Regions from separate parts of the Homo sapiens genome. Here region 1 is linked to region 2. A link is a loop called in an ENCODE intact Hi-C map of the cell type or tissue named here. Cell type or tissue: ascending aorta. All regions are shown on one strand. Each heading gives the region's core, and the rest is flanking DNA. Links, peaks and the distances in the headings are about the cores only. Region 1 has its middle 8.1 kb from the start of LINC02544. Region 2 has its middle 110 kb from the start of LINC01615.

Region 1 (10,704 bases), core at 3,560-6,059, 140 kb after region 2:
CATGCCTGTAATCCCGGCACTTTGGGAGGCCGAGGCGGTCACGAGGTCAGGAGATCGAGACCATCCTGGCTAACATGGTGAAACCCCGTCTCTACTAAAAATACAAAAAATTAGCCGGGCGTGGTGGCAGAAGCCTGTAGTCCCAGCTACTAGGGAGGCTGAGGCAGGAGAATGGCGTGAACCCGGGAGGCGGAGTTTGCAGTGAGCCCAGATCGCACCACAGCACTCCAGCCTGAGCGACAGAACGAGACTCCATCTCAAAAAAAAAAAAGAAAAAAGAAAAAAGAAAGAGGTGCACAGGGCTGGCCACAGGGGCAGGCTGGAGACACGGCCCTTGCCACCGGGATCAGAAGGTCCCTCACTGTGTGCCGTGGTGATGCCCGGCCAAGCGAGGTGGCAGGGAGGCGGCCCCAGCACGCTGAATCCATTCCAAGGAGGCTGCTTCTGACCTGTGTCACCTGCTGTGACGTCAGAGCTGGGCCCCTACAGGCCACAGCCTGCTTTGCCAGAAAAATTCACTCAAAATTAGGCTTTTTGGACTAAAACTTGTTTTGTTTCTTACTATGATTACTAAGAAAGCCCAGGATACTCACATAGAACCGAAGCTCAGCCATTTCTCCTCTGAGTACACGTTGACATCACTGAAGCCAGGCACTGACCAAGCCTGAGTTCATGCAACACCATCAGCACACAGCCTGGTCTTGGCCTCCTCATGAGTTCTTTGCGAGGCCACGCATCCAGGTACCTGTGTTCCTGCACGGAGGCCTCTAGGTTCGCAGGAGACCCAAAGCAACGGGCCGTAGGCTCACTCAGGAGCAGCTCCTAGCTCCCCACTCCGCCACGGCCCTGCGGGAAACAGCGGAGGTAGAGATGTGGTGGTAAAGCAGAAGTGTGAGAAGCTACAGTCATTTTCCTTAGGGTTGGTAAATTTCGTGCCGGCCACCATGGCCATAGGCTTAACCCAAATTAATAAAGCCCAGTGTAAAGCGTGCTTAAGTTTATACACAAATAAAGTTAAACCCCAACTAAGCCATGAAAAGCTACCGCTAAAATAAAAACAAACTGTGAAAGTGACTTTAGTGTGTTCTGAGCATGACAGCTAAGACCCAGGCTGCGGTCAGCCACCCCCTACGCCTTGCCATGAGCTCAATAAAATGAGCAGTCACCGGCCCGAGTGCCGCCAGCAGCAGCCGGGACTGAGGGCAGCGCTTCGCTTCCTCGGAGGAGCCCACTGTGCCATCAACAAACCCTGAAGCCCCCACCGGCTGCTGCTGACCCGGCCACACGCCACCATCTTCAGCAAACCCTACGATGGCCGCAGAGTGAGCACCAGCATTTACACAAAAACATCAGGTCCAGGGGTAGCTCTGAGGTGGAAAGAAATGGACCACAGAACATTCCACCCACAACAACCTTTACGAAATTAAAGGCCAAAGGAGGATGTGGCAGAAGTTAAGAACAGACAGCGTAACTGAACAGGGCCATGACCACACACACGCCACCCACCAGCCGCCTCAACCACCTCCACGGACAGAAGCTCAGGTGTGGTGGGGGTGAGCCTGACGAGGTGGGCATCCTGGAGAGCAGGTCCGGGGAAGCCCCGTGCAGCCTCTGCACGGCACCTGCTCACACCCGGGAGACTTCACATTGACTCCACCACTCTGAACACAAACTAGTCCCAAATCAACAAAACTTAGCAATTATATGTATTTAGACCAAAACATGTATTCACAACAAAAGGTATAAGAGATAGAAATTTATTTAGGTGCTACGGGACACGTACTGTAAGAGAAAGATGACAGAATAATTTAAAGTACAAAAAAAAGCAAAGCTAATCCCTTATACCATTTGCATAATAAATTTGCTAGAATGATTTTATGAAGAGAAATTTAGCTAAAACCTCTGAAAGCAGACAAGTTACTTATGGACGGTTGCAAGAACAAACTCTCCAATGTGGCAAAACGTGAGCAGAACCAAGAGCAGAGAAAAGCCATCCCGACCTGGTGATCCTGCTTATCCAGAAGAGAATCTCAGCTCAACTTTAAATTACCCCAAGAAGTATACATCTTAATGTAAGTTTAAATGTTGATCTAAAGAGGGACAGCTCCTTAGAAACAGGAAGCAACCTTTTATCCAGAGTAATTTATTAAATTTCTGGAGTTGTTTAAAAGTAGCCACCAAATAAGAGCGTGTTCAAGTTAAACACTCAGCAGACCTTAGTTTCAGCTCTCTCTCGCCTCTCTACATTTTACTGGATTAATCTATTTATAAGTAGAAGAAATACTGTTAACACAGTAACGAAGAGCAAATTCTCCTTGTATAAGCTTGTGTTAGATCACACATCCACTGATAGGCAACAACTGGATAAAACTAAACTAATTGAACGATTGTTTATTCAAATAATTGTGAACCCAACACAGCCATGCACTTAAAAAAGATTTAAAAAGTCAAAAGAGTCGAGCAAATGTAAACCCTGCAAATGACCGCAAAGCTGCGGGCAGGCTGTCACCCTGTCCCCCCGCTCCCCGTCCCCCCTGTCACTGTCCCCCATCCCCCTGTCCCCCATCCCTGTCCCCAGTAGAAGGCCACCAGCCATGGACAGCACGTGGCTGGTGCCTCCCACAGCTGCCCGACCTCCACACAGAGGAGAGCTCTGGAGAGGGAAGAGCCTCCACCATCCAGAGCAGACAGCATGGGGCGAGGGGGCGTCTCTGGACACTCACGGAGATGAACGAGGCCTGCTGGTGAGGCTGCCTCCAGCAACAGTGAGTGAGGAGGTGCTGCCGGGGTGTTGGGGACCGCTGTAGGTGCTCTCTGAGTCACATGAGGTTTTGAAGGGTTTTGAGGAGGTGAGAAGACACTCAGAGCTTTGTTTTCAGAAGATCCCTCCAGCTGCTGGTAGAGAATGGAGGGAAGTAGGCCTGGGAGCGGGAAGCCCACTGCCTCTGCCCCAAGCTGCAGAGTGGCCATGGGGTTGGAGGGAAGGAAACTGAGCCCCAGTGTCCCAGGAGGCCTTGGAGACTGGCTGGATTGGAGGGGAGGGAGGGAGAATGCCAGAGGAAGACTGACAGCTCAGTCTGGAGACAGGTGAGCAGTGGGTTTGCAGCTGTTCCCTGCAGTGCTACCCACAAGGGTCCCCAGCGACAGCAAAGCATGACACCAAGGAAGCTCACATTTTGAGAATTTTACTTATAAATATCAAAACCACATGGACTCTGGTGACGTCATAATTCACGGTAAACCTCAGCTTTTAAACCAGAGGCTCAGACAATGGTGTGAGTCGCTGACTCACTCGGCAGCTGCAAAGTAAGGGGCGAGCTTGTTTTCCTTGAGCACCTGCTTAGGAGTCCTTTCACAGAGGTTTTTTTTTTTTTGGAGATGGAGTCTCATTGTGTCACCCAGGCTGGAGTGCAGTGGTGCCATCTCAGCTCACTGCAACCTCCACCTCCCAGGTTCAAATAATTCTCCTGTCTCAGCCTCCTAAGTAGCTGGGATAACAGGCATGCACCACCACACCTGGCTGATTTTTGTATTTTTAGTAGAGACCGGGTTTCACTATATTGGTCAGGCTGGTCTTGAACTCCTAACCTCAGGTGACCCACCTGCCTCAGCCTCCCAAAGTGCTGGGATTATAGACATGAGCTACCACGCCCAGCCAGGAGTCCTTTCACAGAAGTTCTGTTTCACAGTAGCACATGGTATACATTGTGGGGCTAGAACGAAGAAAGTGCAACGTTTCCCATATTTTTTGTCTGTTGGAAATGTTACACTAGACACACATCAATTAAGGTGACAGAAAAACTTGTGCAGCCTCCTGGAACAGTGAGCCTTTTTCCTTCTCGATCACTGGGAATAGACATCAATGGGGTTTTGCATATTTCCCTCTCACAGAAATCCTACTGGGCACTTCAGCGTAGCTTACACAGAAAGGCAGGTGCTGCACTCATCACCGAGGGCAAAGAGACACTCACAATGGCAGCTGAGCCGCGGGTGGGGTGTGCTGGGCAGAGCATCAGCTCCTGGGCTAGGGAGCGCAGGGGTGCAGGAGTTGATTTGGGATCCCATAGCTTCACTGGAACACTTTGTAAACTGCAAAATTGTATTTTTTGCAAGGTGGAATTTATTTACTCCTTTCATTTTCTGGGCTTCATTATTCAAATAATTAGTTAAGAGGATCAAAATATGTGTGTGATACTCAGCACATCAGACAATATTCTGCTTCTCATGGGCAAACACAGGGGTGTGAAATTCCTTATCGTTAATAAAAGCAGCTCTGTGGGACCCGTTACGTCCCCAAGCCGGAGCACCACGCTCCTGTGTGGCCTTCCCTTGTGGTTGTCGAATGTTGTCGTTGTTTGCCAAATGTTGGAATGCTTCTCTGTAAAAGAGTTTCTGGGAAAGTACCAAATCCTGAGCCCTGAATTCGTCCCTACTCTATTCACATCCTCCTCACTCCTCAGGACCTGTGAGCCTCAGAGCCACCAGGCAGGGCCTTAGCCTGCATTGTCAACACCACAGCCCCCTACCTAGAGAGTCTCTGGGATGCCACAGGCATGAACAAAATATGGCAGAAGGGTTGAGTGAGTGAATTAATACATTTTCATGATTATTTGACTTCAAAATATTTTCTAAGGCCACATGCAGTTACTCCCTCACTGTGGGATTCATCCACCTTCATAATACTCAACCCCACCCTCCCACACACACAGCAAGGCTTCCTAGGACAGGCTGAGCATCAAGCTTGGGGCTGCCCCATCTCCAGCTTCCCAAGCCCTGAAGCTCAGACATGAATGCTCTGGTCCTGCCCAGTGTCTCCCGGGCCCTGATTTGCACCAGTCCCAAACAAAGCCCTGCACCTCCCGGCCCTTCCCCCGGGCAGTTCCCTCTCCCCCATCAGTGGACCTCAGCACCGCGCCAGACATGCCTGTGGGAGCCCTGTGTGCAGCCAAAAGCAGCCCAACCGTAGGAATCTGAGTTCTTCCTGCCTTGGGTCATCGTTATCGAGCTTTTCTGGGAAATTTGGGATCTTAGTGTCTGGCAAAATTTATATTACTTATTTAAGGCAAGTGTTGCAATTTTCCATTTCATAATCAAGTAAAAGCTAGACATATTCTTACTAGCCATTAAGAGAACCACAAATGATTTGCTAATTTTTTTCAAAGAAATATTTTTATTTCATATGTTGGCACAAAATGTAATAGTTATTTCTGGGTTTGGAGCTTTCCCTGAATAAGAATTCTGGATTTAAAATGTTGAAGACTATTTCAATTTTAAAACTAAAAGAAAATATGCAGAACACTATGAAAAGTTTAATACTGCATAACTTAATGTTATTAAAATGTGTAAAACTTGCAGCATATTAAACTATAAGAGAAACCCAAACTCAAAAAAAGCTACACAAAAGTGGCTACAACTAAAATGGACCTAACATAACTCAAAAATTTCTACTTCTGGCCATAAAACAGTAGATACGGTCTCTGAAACCCCAATGTGGCCCTGATAACAGTCAGTGTGGAGTTGTTAGCATACCAAGAGGAATTCAGCGAAGGGAGGACAGAAAAGCCATCACACTGGTCACCCACTGTGGGCCTCCTGAAATTCTCACCCTGTCTCTGCAGACCTGCCGCACAGATGAGAAAACTGAGTTTCCAGAGAGCTGAATGATTTGGAGTCACACAGACCTACAGCGCGTGTCCCAACCCTGTGCCTCTCATTACATAATAGTGCCTGCTTTGTACAAACATTCACTTTCATTCGTGCATGAATGATTTTTTAAGGAAAAGGTTGTAACAGCTGCCTAAGAGTCAGGGACCAAAGTTAAGGATCCTGGCCCCTCACCGACTTGCTTTAAGACCTTATACCATTCACTCGGCCTCTACGCCTCCTCTTAGGGCCTTTGCTTGCAGAAGATGGTAATTCCACTGACCTGCACCAGCTCACTTGTTGTTAGAGTTAAGTAAGAACATAAAGTAGTGAGATAGGTCGTTTTTCTTTTTATATTTGACTGATGCTTCAAATATAATTTCATTTCATCTGGAATATATTTTGATAGCAATTTTTCTTTACATCATTTTACTGTTAAACACAATAAACAAATAGGATATTGAGACAGAAAAGTTACAAAGATTCTAAACCAATGACTGATGATCTCTGGTATCAAATTTCCTATTAGTTTTGAAGGCCTGGCTGGAAACCCCCTTTTGCTCCATTTTTATTTCTGACATTGACCCTGCCCCAACCCTGCATAAACCTAGGAGGAGATAATCATGGCCCCGTGTGATCCTGGGGGGAGATAATCATGACACCGTGTGATCCCGGGGGGAGACAATCGTGACACCGTGTGATCCTGGGGGGGAGATAATCATGGCACCGTGTGATCCTGGGGGGAGATAATCATGGCCCCGTGTGATCCCGGGGGAGATAATCATGGCCCCGTGTGATCCTGGTGGGAGATAATCATGACACCGCGTGATCCTGGGGGAGACAATTGTGACCCCGTGTGATCCTGGGGGGGAGATAATCATGGCCCCGTGTGATCCTGGGGGGAGATAATCATGGCCCTGTGTGATCCCGGGGGAGATAATCATGGCCCCGTGTGATCCTGGGGGAGACAATCGTGACACCGTGTGATCCTGGGGGGAGATAATCATGACACCGTGTGATCCTGGGGGGAGATAATCATGGCCCCGTGTGATCCTGGGGGAGATAATCATGGCCCCGTGTGATCCTAGGGGAGGCAATCATGACACCGTGTGATCCCGGGAAGAGATAATCATGACACCGTGTGATCCTGGTGGGAGATAATCATGGCCCCGTGTGATCCTGGGGGAGATAATCATGGCCCCGTGTGATCCTGGGGGAGATAATCACGACACCGTGTGATCCTGGGGGAGATAATCACGACACCGTGTGATCCTGGGGGAGATAATCATGGCCCCGTGTGATCCCGGGGGGAGATAATCACGACACCGTGTGATCCTGGGGGGAGATAATCATGGCCCCGTGTGATCCTGGGGGGAGATAATCACGACACCGTGTGATCCTGGGGGGAGATAATCACGACACCGTGTGATCCTGGGGGGAGACAATCATGGCCCCGTGTGATCCTGGGGGAGATAATCATGGCCCCGTGTGATCCTTGGGGTAGATAATGATGACCCTGTGTAATCGTTGGGGTAGATAATCATGGCCCTGCGTAATCCTAGGGTATATAATCATGGCTCCACCTAACCCTGGGAGGAGATAATCATGATCTGTGTCATCCTAGGAGGAGATAATCATGGCTGCGCATTGGGACGCCTCCTTTTCTCGGCTGGAAGATGTGCCCGGAGCGGACTGAAGTCACTGCTCTTGGTGCATCTGGAATGTCCTTCCAGTGCCTGCTTCTTCCTTTCAATGAGCTCCCTCTGCCCTTGGAACCCAATTCTCTCCTCAGCAGCAGCTCAGAAGATGACATATCTGTTTTTCCTAAAACCGAACCCTGGTGACCAAACCCTTGATCATGGCCTCAGAATCAGAGAAGTGTTTTTCTCCCTCTCTTTCCACCTTCCGCTCTTTGAATTCTCCTCTGTCCACTCCTTTTCCCAGTTTTCCTTGTTTCTCTCCCTCTCTTTCCACCTTCCGCTCCTTTGAATTCTCCTCTGTCCACTCCTCTTCCCAGTTTTCCTTGTTTCTCTCCCTCTCTTTCCACCTTCCGCTCCTTTGAATTCTCCTCTGCCCACTCCTCTTCTCATCTCCCCATCTTCCTGTATAATGGGCTTTATGCCTTTGCTTCCCCAAGCCCACTCTGTATTTCCTCCGTCTTTCATGATGAACTTTTTCAGGGCAGGTGGTGCATACGGACCTCCCTAACCTCTCCTCCACCCCTTTTTCTACAACTCCAGTTCTCAGCATCTGTGCTCAGCAGTCCCTGGGAAACACGCTCTCCTGAGGTGCCATTAACATTCTTATCTCCAGACAGAACAGTCTCTCCTCAAATCCCAATTTTGTTGGCTTCTATGCAAAGAGAAGCAGGAGGTAAAGAGATCTCTTCCCTGGCTCATCCCAGTGGGGAACCTGCGGACTCTGCCAATGAAGAAATGCTGAAGAATTGCAAGAAGGACACTGCTCCAAAGGAGAGGAGAGGAGTACAGATGCAAAAGGAGCTGTGCACAGCGGGAAAGGTGGCAGGAGCTGCACAGACACCCATTCCAGCGTCATTCTTGCTGCCTGTAATCAATTCCTGTTCCCTTATTCTGGTGGTCAGTGTTCCTCAACAAATCACGCAGAGCCCCTTCCAACAACTGGGTAATCTTTTTGGCAAAACAGATTCTGTGCTCTCCAGGGAATCTCAATCTGTGATATGAGATGCCGTCTTGAATTCAAAATGGTGAACCTCTCGGAAGACTCTTCTAATTTAGGTACATTGGATTCTAGCTCTTTTGGATGAAAGTGGGAGAAACACAGCTTAGAGACCAGAGAACATTCTCAGCACCTGATCACATCATTGTAGTCCTAGATGTCCACTCAGAGGTCTTTGCTGAGCACCAACCACTCTTGGAGGAGAACTGCTTGGAAACCAGGATGTAGATGCACAAATGTGCTCTGCCCTGACTCAGCTTGGAGCCCCCATCAGAGCTGTCTCCCTTTCCAGGAGAGTCTGCCTATCACAGACACTCTTAGTTCCCTGGACTGTGTCTTTTTTGACGAGCTCTGGTGTGAGCTACAGTGACAATGGACATTCCTATCACTCTTGACGGCATCCTACCTCAAGTAAACACTGTGTTTCTCACATTTTCTAAACCTACAGGTGGAGGCAGCCCAGAATTATGGGCAATTAAAGGCATGGAGAGTGAGGGAGTGGGAGGTGAGCTGATGAATAAATGCCTCAGACTCCTTCAGCTGAACATTTCTTCCTGGTTCCTCAACAGGATCCTGGGAAAATTGAGCTTCAGTTGCCCACAGCAGTAACCAACTCAATAATGTACACTTTAAATCTCTCTTGTAGGTTCCCTGCTCCCGGGTTCAGCTTCCTGGGGTCACCTCCAAAAAAAAAATGACTTGACCTCAAGCTCAGATCCAATGCTCTGCTTTAAGACAAAGCCCAATGAAAGTTTTCTTCATAGTTAGAGAATAAACACAAGGAAACTAATTGTATTATTATCAAGGCTATAATTATCATACTTTCATCAACATGAAACCATGATCATCCAGGCCCGAGAGAGCACTCCCACACAGATGCTCATGGGCCTTATGGGAAGCCCTCTCCCCTGCAGCTGGGCTCGGACCCTCACTCTCCACCTCCCCCTAGCCCTCAGCCCTAGGGCAGGCCATCCTTTTTCCAGTAACACAGTTTTGTTTTGTTTTGTTTTGTTTTTTCCCGAGTCAGCTACAATGGAGCATATTTAAGTTTTGAAAGTGCATTCCATTGGAAAGTTACACCCAGGACATTTTAAGATTTGGGTGTTTCTTAAACTCTTTAGTGTCCCATTCAGAGGTTATTGCATGGGAGTTGCCTTTGTGATGGTTGAGCTCATCCACCCTACACTGGTTTATCCTAGGCAAATTCTCCAAGGGTCCCACATTTTATTCCTTCTTAGAGGCTCCTGTCTGTGCTCCTCCCACCTCTCCCTGGGTCTGGCAAGAGACAGGGGCCTCAAGATGCCTGACTGCCTAAGGTAAGGGGAAAGTGCCGTGCACGCTACCGAGGCCTGGAATGTATCCTTTCCAAACACCCGTGGCCTAGCTTTATTCCTGCTGAAAGTGTAATGAAAGTTTTTATTATAAAGAGGTTATGGTATCTCACTGTGGTTTTGATTTGCATTTCTCTAATGATCAGTGATGTTGAACTTTTTTTCATGTTTGTTGACCATATGTATGTCTTCTTTTGAAAAGTGTCTGTTCATGGCCTTTGCCCACTTTTTAATGGGGTTACTTTTAGCTTATAAGTTTTTTATAGATTCTGAATATTAGACCTTTATCAGATGTGGTCTGCAAAAATTTTCTCCCATTCTGTAGGTTGTCTGTCTACTTTGTTGATAGTTTGTTTTGTCATGCAGAAGCTCTTTAGTTTAACTAGGTCCCATTTGTCAATTTTTGTTTTTGTTGGAATTGCTTTTGGCATGTTTGTCATGAAATCTTTGCCAGGGACTTTGTGCAGAGTGGTATTTCCTAGGTTATATTCCAGGGTTTTTATAGCTATAGATTTTATATTTAAGCCTTTAATCTATCTTGAGTTGACTCACATGAGGCAGGGTGGCTATTTTTATTTTCATTTTTATTATTATTATTATTATACTTTAAGTTTTAGGGTACATGTGCACAATGTGCAGGTTAGTTACATATGTATACATGTGACATGCTGATGCGCTGCACCCACTAACTCGTCATCTAGCATTAGGTATATCTCCCAGTGCTCTCCCTCCCCCCTCCCCCCACCCCACAACAGTCCCCAGAGTGTGATGTTCCCCTTCCTGTGTCCATGTGTTCTCATTGTTCAATTCCCACCTATGAGTGAGAATATGCAGTGTTTGGCTTTTTGTTCTTGTGATAGTTTACTGAGAATGATGATTTCCAATTTCATCCATGTCCCTACAAAGGACATGAACTCATCATTTTTTATGGCTGCATAGTATTCCATGGTGTATATGTGCCACATTTTCTTAATCCAGTCTATCACTGTTGGACATTTGGGTTGGTTCCAAGTCTTTGCTATTGTGAATAGTG
Region 2 (10,704 bases), core at 2,865-5,364:
TAAAGGGAGAAGAGCCTGGGGCAGAAGCCTTGTCCCGGGAACCCAGCACCCTCATGCCTTAGGGTAGCAGCCCTGGCTGTTCCTTCCTGTGCCACGGGTGTCCCTGGAAGGAGAAGGAGTGGAACCTGCCCAGCTGCAGCTCTGCTTTGTTCTGTGATGAAACAATACCCCCTTTGAAAGCCTATTGATTTCTCTAATGGTTCTTCAGTCTATGGAAGACGTGACCCATGCTGGTCAGGACAGGTTTCAGCGCCCGTGCCTTCTGTGTCCACCACGTAGGCAGGGGCTCCTGCTGAGAGCCAGGGGAGCCAGTTTCACACTGGCTTTGCCTAAGTAGCTGCGGGCCTTCCCATGCATATATTGAGGTGTTTTTACTGCCACATCCCTGGTTACTCCAAGCTCTGAAATAGAGGAAGCCCTCAGTGCTGCCTCTTCCCCAGCGCCTCTGTGCCAGGCTCAGTGCTGGGCTCTGGGTACCCGTCCACGTCCGTGTTGTGACTCAGCGCTGCCCCCCAACCACCCAGGGCCAGTTGATGAGGAGAGTAGGGTTCATCTTGGAAAGACCAAGCCCTGAAGACAGAACAGAACTTGGACTTGCTGCACGTGGAGGCCCTGGGGAAGCTCCCCAAGCACAACCCTCTCCAGAGGCTCCTCTTTCTAGTGGATGATTCTCAAAACAGCGCTTCTTCCAAGTTTCACTTGGTGCATACTTTATAAGGAAGCCATGGATTTGGAGTGATACCTTGAAGGTCATGGATATGGGATGTCTGTCGTGACACTGATGATAAACAGCCAAGTGAAATTTGGTTTCAATGACTGTGCAGCTGTCTCGGCTTTGGCCGGGTTTTGTGAGGCACCCTCCAGAACCCCAATGCCAGGAGCGCTAAACTTTCCCTTGTCACGGGGCTTTCGTTCCCACAGGACAAAACAAAAGAACACGTTTAGGTGCTCAAAGGATGCAGCATTCATCATTCAAACTGTGCTTCTCGTTTCTTATTTGTAAAATGGGTCTAATCTAAATAATTCCTCAGAGCATTCCTGTGAGAGATAAATTAGCTAATGCAGCAAAATTTTTGAAACAGTGTGTAGAATGGAAAGGAGTAGCCTCTGGAGAAGTATTTACATTTTACAGCGTCATTCACGCCATTGCTCATACTCACGTGGGGGCACCTCTGCTGTCTGAAGATGCGCTTCTGAATTGTATTTCGTATGAGTAGCCTTCTTCCCAAAGCAATGAAAAGGTATTCTGGAGAAATCAGATTATTGAGCTAGTATAAGCAAAGGATTTTCGCGCCAGTCAGGAGAGGTAGACACAAAAGCTTACAGGCTGGTTCTGAGTCTCACTGGCCATGGGCTTGTGCCGTGTGATGGGGAGGACGCCCATCCGTGTTTCTGAGAGCGAGTGAGATCCATTGTTAAGTACATAAGAACAATAAAACTGAGGAAACTGTGTTACAGAAATGCTGTATTAGAAGAAAAAGAAAGGTTTCTGAAATCTTCAGGCCTCCAAGGCTGAGCTACTGCAAACCTCCATACCCGTCTGCCTGTCCACCAACCTTCCAGCCTGAGTTTCCTCACTAAGCAGTGGTGTGGTCTCCTAAGGGCCTGAAGAATGAGGCTTGCTCAGTCAGCAAAGTGGAGTCCCAGAGCTGCCTGCAAACACTTTTTCCAGAGTGAGATAGAAAATGCCAAGGTTTTCTGACTCAAGAATGCTAGCAGGATTTCTGGAGCTCTTTTCAGAAGCGCTGGTTCAGGGAATTTTCCACAAAGAGAAAAATAAAAGACTACAAAATAAAAACAGCCCAGAAGCTGCAGAAGAGAGAGGGACATGTAGGAGACAGGCTGCGCTGCTTCTGCCCACATCCAGCTAAGTCTGAAGGGGCTTCACGTGGCCAGGGACCCAGCCGCGCTGGCAAAGGTGGTCAGCACATCTGTGCAGCACCTGGGCACAGCTGTTGACGTTCTTGTCCTCATAATGTCAGCCTCCTATTTAGGCTGTAGAAAAAAGCCACACTGCTTGTGAGAGCGCCCCATGAAACTGTTTGAATTAAACTTAAAAGGATCTTTGTCGACTTTGGTCAAGCACAAGACCTAACTCTCAACGGTGGTTTTACGTTTCTCCTGCGTCAAACACGTTTGCAGCCAAAGGTTTGTTAAATAAACTTCCAGCACCAGCTGCACCACAGAAAGGGTGAAGCTTCTCCTATAAAGTGTTAAAAGGCATTGTTTTTGTGTCCTTTTGGAATGACGGCCACAAGTTGCATGCCTGCACTTTTCTTTCCTTGCTCTTTTTGTTTTTGTTTTTGAGATGGAGTCTGGCTCTGTTGCCCAGGCTGGAGTGCAGTGGCATGATCTCAGCTCACTGCTGCAACCTCAGCCTCCCAGGTTCAAGCAATTCTCCTGCCTCAGCCTCCTGAGTAGCTGGGATTATAGGCATGTGCCACCACCCCTGGCTAATTTTTGTATTTTTAGTAGAGATGGGGTTTCACTATGTTGGCCAGGCTGGTCTCGAACTCCTGACCTCAGGTGATCCACCCACCTCAGCCTCCCAAAGTGCTGGGATTACAGACGTTAGCCACCTCACCCGGCCTCTTGCTCTTTTTGGTGTCCTGTTGCCAGCACTGGCTCATAGCACCCGGCCTCTTGCTTTTTTTGGTGTCTTGTTGCCAGCACTGGCTCATAGTACCCGGCCTCTTGCTTTTTTTGGTGTCTTGTTGCCAGCACTGGCTCACAGCACCTGGCCTCTTTCCTCTTGTTGGTGTCTTGTTGCCAGCACTGGCTCACAGCATGCTGTGCACAGCATTGGCTCAGGTTGTTGGGTTTCTCTTGCCTTTCCGGTCTCACCATGCAGCCCTGAGTGTGCACCTGCCAAATAAAGCTCAGTAGTTTAACCTCCACCACAGGCTCTGCTTTGCAGACAATTTGGGTTCAAACAATCACCTTCTAAAATTGTTACAGGACCATGTCCAAAGTGAGAACACCAGTTCAGAGATACAAACACACATTAGATTTCTATGTTAGTTATGAGTCAATTGATTTTCTTAAATATAACTTTCTTCAAGATTATAATATATCTTACACTACCTTTTATTGAAAAAGTATTATTTCTAGGATACAGAAATGCTTAGAAATAATATTTCATAATGAAACCAGAAGAAACAACTTTATTTTTGTAATCTGTATTTTATTAGGCTTGGCATTTCTTTGCATGTGAAGAAATGAGTATTTGGAATATATAAGTTGAATGCCAAGTGACTATTTCCTGCATTGAAGTAAGTGAATTATCCATTGTAACTCAACTGCTGTCTGTGGTTTATATTAAATACTAGGATATGTTTACCCAGCTGATTTTTATAACTACATAATTTTGAAATATCCACAGAAATACATCTAGCAACCAAAACATAGACCTGAATACCTTTTGTTATAACCAAGCCTGAGACTGTCATTCCAGATGTGATTACAGTTCCTAGTCAGTTGACTTTAAGGACAGGGGATCACCTGGTGGGTCTGACTTCGTTAGTTTGAAGGTCTTGAAGCAGACTGGGACTTCCCAGAGGAGGAGAAGAAATGCTGCTGGAGGACGACCCTTTGGCTAATGCCCATGGTATTCCCAGTGGATCAGGTTCTTCCCTCCTGCCATCTTGTTCTACATGATTCCAACTTGCTTCACCAGCCCCAGCACTGTGTGAGTCAATTTCTTATAATAAATCTTGGCCTGTACCTCTGTGGCTGAAGTGTGACCAAGATGCCATTCATTTTGATCCAGTTCCACAAAGATGCATGAAGCATTGACTGTGTGCCAGAGACTGAGGCTGGAGAGCCGAGTGAGTCATGGTCTTTGCCCTCAATGCACAAGGGACCAGCAGGAGAGACAAAATGAGACACGAGGCTGCACAGTGTGCTGAGAGCAGCATCTGAAGCAACTCACGGGTACAGGGGCACTGATTTTTTTGGGAGGGCCACAAGGGCCTGCTGAGGACAAGGACCAAAGAACATGGGGTGCTCATCCCACAGAACAGAAGCAAGGAAGGGTTGCAAGCAGGGCAGGAACAGCATTCCTGCCACTGACTGAGATCTCTAGTGTATGCAGCAGCTAAGAAAAGGCTAGAGCCATGCAGACAAGAGTGAAATGGCGAGCGCCAGGGCAGGGGAGTGGCGGAATGAGGGGTCGAGGTTTAAGGGCATGGATCGCAGTTATGTGGGATCAATTAGTCTAGAGGACCAGTGTGCAGTGTGGGAACTGTAGCTTATAATACCGCCTCATAGATGGGATATTTGCTGAGAGAGTAGATTTTAGGTGCTCTTATCACACAAAAAACTAGCCATGGGAGGGGATGGCTGCATTATTTGGCTGGCTGTAGTGATCGCTGGGCTGTGAACATGTATCTCAAAGTGTCATGTTGTGCACCGCAATTAAACAGAATAAAAATAAAATTTCAGAATGAGAAAATAACAACCAATTACTCAATAATGTTGGAGGTGAAATAGGAGGAGGGATGACAAGGACAGTGTTCTCTGGGGGCTCAGGGTGTGATGGGCACTGATTTGGGCAACCATGGGATGTGCCTCCTGTTAGGTCCCATGCGTCTGCACCCTGCAGAGCATGGGCCTGGGCAGGGCTGTTTGCCATTGTGGAAGGGCAGATCCCACGGGGAGAGGAAGGTTCTTATCTCCCTGCCCTGCAGACCCCAAGACAAGGCAGTTTGGAGGGAGCAGTTGCGGGGGACGAGATAAATGGCACTAAAGGAGTTGTAGAGGAGAAATGTGTCGTTTCCAAGGTGCTCCGATCAGAAAAAAAGGTTGTTATTTAAAGAAGAGAAATGTTGCTGGGTGCAGTGGCTCACGTCTGTAATCTCAGCACTCTGGGAGGCTGAGGGGGGAGGATCACTTGAGGTCAGGAGTTCAAGACCAGCCTGTCCAACATGGTGAAACCTCTCCTCTACTAAAAGTACAAAAAATTAGCCAGGCATGGTGGCGGGTGCCTGTAATCCCAGCTACTCGAGAGGCAGACGTTGCTGTGAGCCAAGATCACGCCACTGCACTCCATCCTAGTGACAGAACTAGAATCCATCACACACACACACACATGCACACACACACACACACAGAGACAGAGAAGAGAAATGTTGATGAGTGAATGTGTGTTTTCTCACTGTGTGATGGGCAGCCTCTTCTTCTGCCCCTTGCTTTCCCATGAAGTATATTTTAGATATATATATATATATATATCTTATATGAGAGACTTTTAAAAAATGTAATCTGTAAAGTAGGCAGAAAGGATGGAGGAAGTAGTGCTATTGGTTCATGATTGGATTCATTTGAAAAGACAAAAGCCTGAAAACACAGAACAAACAAAGGACACAGCACAAAGACACAGAAGCCCCCAGAGGCAGAGGTCACTGAGAGGTGATTATCCTCCCCACGCGGAGCCACCCAGATAAACTGCGAGGGCTGTAGGGCCCGGCACAGCGGGCGTTGGGAGCCACCTCACCTCAAGTCGCCTATGCACCTGAACAGGTGCGCTCTTTTCTTCTGTGAGCATAGAGGCCTCGCTTCCAAGGGAGGAGCCTCAGGACAATTATTCCTCAGGTGTGGCTGGAGGGCAAAAAAGTGTGTTATTTTTCTTGATTAAACAGAACAACATGAATTCTATTTTTTTAAATGTGTATTTTGGTCAGTCTTCCTGTCCAATCCAAGCTGTGAAATTTAAATATTAAAAACAGCAACAACAAGAACAGTCAAAGCCTTCCCATCTCACTGCACGACTTGATCATACAGTGGGCTGAGTCTAACTGGAAAGGCAAGAACCCCGGCGCGAATTCGCCGGGACCCGAAGCGAAGTTCCTCCCTCATTCTGCTGAGCAGAGACCAAGGCTGCCTTCACGTTTTTAACTAAATTCACATAATTTTGAATTCAAACTCAGTATGTTAAGAAGAAAGCTACTTATCATTACATATGATTTTGTGATTTTACACGGATGTCATAAGGTTTCCATTTACAGTTTTGAAACTTGCTTCCTCTCTTAATCCCCGCCCAGCCCTAGGGTTCCTGAGATCACGGTGTGGCAGCGGCCCCGCCACCCCAGGACAGCTCCTCCCTTGTGCAACCCCAACACAGCAGCAGCCACACCTCCCGTTGTCAACCAGCGTCTTCCATCACTCAGAGTCTCAAATGCTGATAATCGCAGTTTTCCAAGGAATTATTAGCTAACGTTTTGGACACATTAATTTCTCTGAAACTTTCTTCAGGAGGTTTCGTATACACGGCAATTTTAATCCATTAGAGAAATAAATGATGGCATAACAAAATATTCAGTATGGGATCTCAGTAATTATAAAGTCTATTTAAAGTGTTCCACGAGCTTTTATTTAAGTCATTTTGGGCTTTTTTTCCCCCATTCTTTGGGAAACACATGTGCACTCTCTGAATATACAGGATAATGGTATTTATTTACCACTCCACTCCCACTTTTCATTTTTTGTATAAAGCTTACACACCTAGAACTTTAAATTTTTTTCATCTAATTATACAACAAATATATTTATTTAAAAATTTGATAACTTATACATTTTGCAATGCCCCATAATCAGAACACACAGTGATAACCAGTGTTAGCATGTTAATACATGCACTTGTATATGGATTTCTCAATTCCTGCAAATATTGTTTAAATGAATCATGTGGTGGATTTTTAACTTATTTGTTTTGAAAATACAGATACTTACTAAAGCCTAAAACATAATCGCAGAACTTACAATTTTTATATGTAACAAAACCCCACGTGAAGCCTCTTGTGGTTCCCTTACCCACATCAGGTTACTTCTTTTTTTTTTTTTTTTTCTCTGAGATGGAGTCTCGCTCTGTCACCCAGGCTGGAGTGCAGTGGCGCGATCTCGGCTCACTGCAAACTACGCCTCCTGGGTTCACTCCATTCTCCTGCCTCAGCCTCCCGAGTAGCTGGGACTACAGGTACCCGCCACCACGCCTGACTAATTTTTTTTTTTTTTTTTTTTTTTTTGTATTTTTGGTAGAGACGGGGTTTCACTGTGTTAGCCAGGATGGTCTTGATCTCCTGACCTCATGATCCGCCCGCCTCGGCCTCCCAAAGTGCTGAGATTACAGGCGTGAGCCACCACGCCTGGCCCCACATCAGGTTACTTCTAGCCTTATTTTAATGTTAATAATAAGTTTCTTGCCTTTCTCTGCAATTTTACCCCAAGGATATGAGTCTTTTACCACTGATTCAGTTTTTGTTTTGCTTTGTTTTTGCAGTCTACACAAACAAAGTTTTAACATATGTCAAAATTTACACATTTGCTGCTTTTAAATATCTTTAATGTTATCAATAGAACAAATTAATTAATTTTATCTTCTTAGAGCTGGCAAAAAAGTACATAAATTTTAAAAATTGTCTTTATAGTCAGCAAGATTACTTTTCTTCTTTTTAATATACACTTTTTAGGTATCAATATATTAGAAATACTTTCTGTGTCACAAAATATTAGTCTAAGACCTCATAATTCAAACATAACTTATGTAACCAACAACCTACTGGAGAAATGCTAGCTTCTTTCTAATAATTATGCAATTTCAGAGGATAATTTCATTGAATTATAATTGTTGTGTTATTAGCTTTTGTTATGTATCCATCTCAAAAGTTATACTTCCAGCAGTTGTGTATCCAAGAATCAATTTTCCATTATTCTCTAAATATATAATAATATTGTTTCTAGTTTTTATGTTGATGTATTGATTTGTGAGTAATAGTAGGTCACTATTTTAATGAGTGTTTTTATTTTAAATTTATATTAATTTTTGGACAGTTATATTTTATATTTGATGAATTGTTCTCAAATTTATTTAACATTCAACTTTTTAATTTTTTTATTTTCAGAAGGTTTGGATATTTATGCAATTAAACCTATTTTACCATAACCACTATTATTTATGCCATGTCTTGCCTTAATAAATGATTATATAAATATCAACTTATCTTTCCTTCTTGTAGCTTTATATGATTTAATTTTTATAATAGGCTCTTAGATCATTTGAAATGCAGTCATGTTTAGTGTCACTTTAAATTTTGCCCAGAATTTGATTGTTTTTCAAGAATAATTCAGTCTTTCTCCATCCTTTTTTAACTTTTTTTCTTTTTTGTTAAATATCTTTAGTGAGATATCACTGACACGTAAAAATGTGCATGTATTTGAGGTGTACATCTTGATGTCTTGTTATGCATATACATTGTGAAATTATCAGCAAGATTAAACTAATTGGCATAACTATTACCTCTATGTAGTTATTATGTCTGTGTCTGTGTGTGTTCGTGTGTGGTGAGAAGATTTTCTTTAAGAGCTATCCTCTTAGCAAATTTTGAGTATGCAACAAAGTATTGTTGAATATTATCACCTTGTTGTACATTAGATCTCCAGAATTTATTCCTCCTGTCTAACTGAAACTTTGAAAAATTTGGCCATAATCTCCCCGTTTCCTCCTACCCCAGCCCCTGGCAACTACCATCCTACTCTCTGCTTCCTTGAGTTTGACTACTGTAGATTCCACATATCAGTAGGATTATGCAGTATTTCTCTTACTGTGTCTTGTTTATTTTGCTTGGCACAATGTCCTCCAGCCCCATCATTGCCTTTATCCATTTATCCATCATAATGGCCATTCTAATTTGCATTCCCACCAATAGTGTGCAAGAGTTTCCTCTTCTCCACATCCTGTCCAACACTTATCTTTTGGATAATAGCCATTCTAGCAGGTGTTCACTGACACCTTATTGTGGTTTTCATTTGCATTTCCCTGATGATTGGTAATTTTGATCATTTTTCGTATTCCTGCCAGCTATTTGTATGTCTTCTTTTGACAAATGCCTATTGAGGTCTTTTGCTCACTTTGTAATTTAGTTATTTGCTTTCTTGCTATTGAGTTGTTTGAGTTCCTTAGGGTATCAACTCCTTATCAGATACATGGTTTATAAATACTTCCTCCCAGTTTGTAGGTTGCCTCTTCCTTTGTTGATTGTTTACTTTACTGTACGGAAGCTTTTCATTTTGATGCAAGTTCATTTGTCTATTTTTACTTTTGTTACCTGTGCCTTTGGGATCATATCAAAAAAATCAGTGTCTAGACCAATGTCATGGAGATTTTCCCCTATGTTTCTTCTAGTAGTTTTACAGGTTCAGGTCTTACACTTAAGTCTTTATTTTGTTTGGAGTTAATTTTGACTATGGCATAAAATAGAGATTTTGATTTTCTTGTTTCGTGAAGTGTGACATAATGTTGTTGATTTAAGATAGTTCCCCTGTTTAGATGTAGGTGCTTATCACTGTGAACTTGCCTCTTAGAACTGCTTTGCTGCATCCAGTAAGTTTTGTTATATTGTGCTTCTATTTTCATTTGTCTAAACGTATTTTTAAATTTTCCATTTTATTTTTTTAACCAGTTGGTTATTTACCAACATGTTGTTTAATATTCACATTTGTAAATTTTTAAAAATTCTATTACTGATTGCTAGTTCTGTGCCATTGTGGTGAGAAAAGATACTTAATATGATCTCAGTCTTTTAAAATATGTTAAGACTTGTTTGTCAAATAATATATCCTGGAGAATGTTTTATGTGTGCCTGAGAAGAAAGTATATTCTGCTGCTGCTGGGTAGAAGTTTTTGTATATGTCTGTCTGGCTCATTTGGTCTAAAGTGTAGTTTACATCAATCAATAAGTAAATGTTTTCTTATTGATTTTCTGTCTACATAATGTAACCTTTGTTGAAAAAGTGTTATTGAAGTTCCCTCCTATAATTTTGTTTTAGTCTCTCTCTCTCTTTTCTGATACATTAAGATTTGCTTTCTATATTTGGGTGCTCTGATATTGGGTACATACATATTTATAATTATTATACTTCCTTACTATACAGACATACCTTAAAGATATTGCGGGTTTGATTTCAGACCACCACAATGAAGCAAATATTGCAATAAAGTGAGTTGCAGAATTTTTTTTTACTTCCCAGTACATATAAAACTTATTTTACATTATACTGTAGTATATTAGGTTTACAATGATTTATGTCCAAAAATATATAAATATCTTAATTAAAAATACTTTATTGGTTATAAATACTAACAATCATCTGAGCCTTCAGTGAGTCATAATGTTTTTGCTGGTAGAGAGTCTTGCCTCACTGTTGATGGCTGCTGACTGATTAGGGTGGTGGTTCCTGAAGGTTGAGGAGGCTGTGGCCATTTCATAAAATAAGATGACAATAAAGTTATTCACACGGAATGACTTCTCACAAAAGATTTATCTGTAATGTGTGACACCATTTAATAGCATTTTATCCATAGTACAACTTCTTCCAAATTGGAGTCAATCCTCTCTAACCTTTTTACTGCTTTATCAACTAAGTTTGTGTAATATTCCACATTTTCGCTGTTATTTCAGCAATGTTCACAGCATCTCCTAGATTCCATCTCAATAACGCATATTTTTGTTGCTCATTCATAAGAAACAACTCCTTTTCTGTTAAAATTTTATCATGAGATGACAGCAACTTAGTTAGTCACGACTTCAGGTTCGATGTCTAATTCTAGCTATTTCCACCACATCTGCAGCCAGTTCCTCCCTCAAGGTCTTCCGGGAGGGTTGGAATCCACTTCTTCCAAACTCCTGATCTTGTTGATATTTTGATCTC

The links. Peaks named below come from ENCODE experiments on the same cell type or tissue, not always from the same donor. Only the 100,000 strongest peaks of a DNase experiment are listed, where the experiment ranks them.
Region 1: a loop joins it to region 2, with 6 times the contacts of the local background. A loop is called at or near these places in 1 of 110 quality-filtered maps.

The regions. Positions count from the first base shown.
Region 1 is chr6:169,185,480-169,196,183 of GRCh38, forward strand. No RefSeq gene overlaps it. Among named protein-coding and RNA genes, the nearest start is that of LINC02544, 8.1 kb to the left of the region's middle. RefSeq lists enhancers at 1-322, 2,359-2,860, 2,861-3,360. In ascending aorta, for the core only: no CTCF peak of the experiment used is centred there; DNase peaks (open chromatin) are centred at 4,402, 4,902 and 5,667; H3K4me3 peaks cover 559 bases; H3K27ac peaks cover 2,500 bases.
Region 2 is chr6:169,042,930-169,053,633 of GRCh38, forward strand. No RefSeq gene overlaps it. Among named protein-coding and RNA genes, the nearest start is that of LINC01615, 110 kb to the right of the region's middle. In ascending aorta, for the core only: no CTCF peak of the experiment used is centred there; a DNase peak (open chromatin) is centred at 3,812; H3K27ac peaks cover 2,422 bases.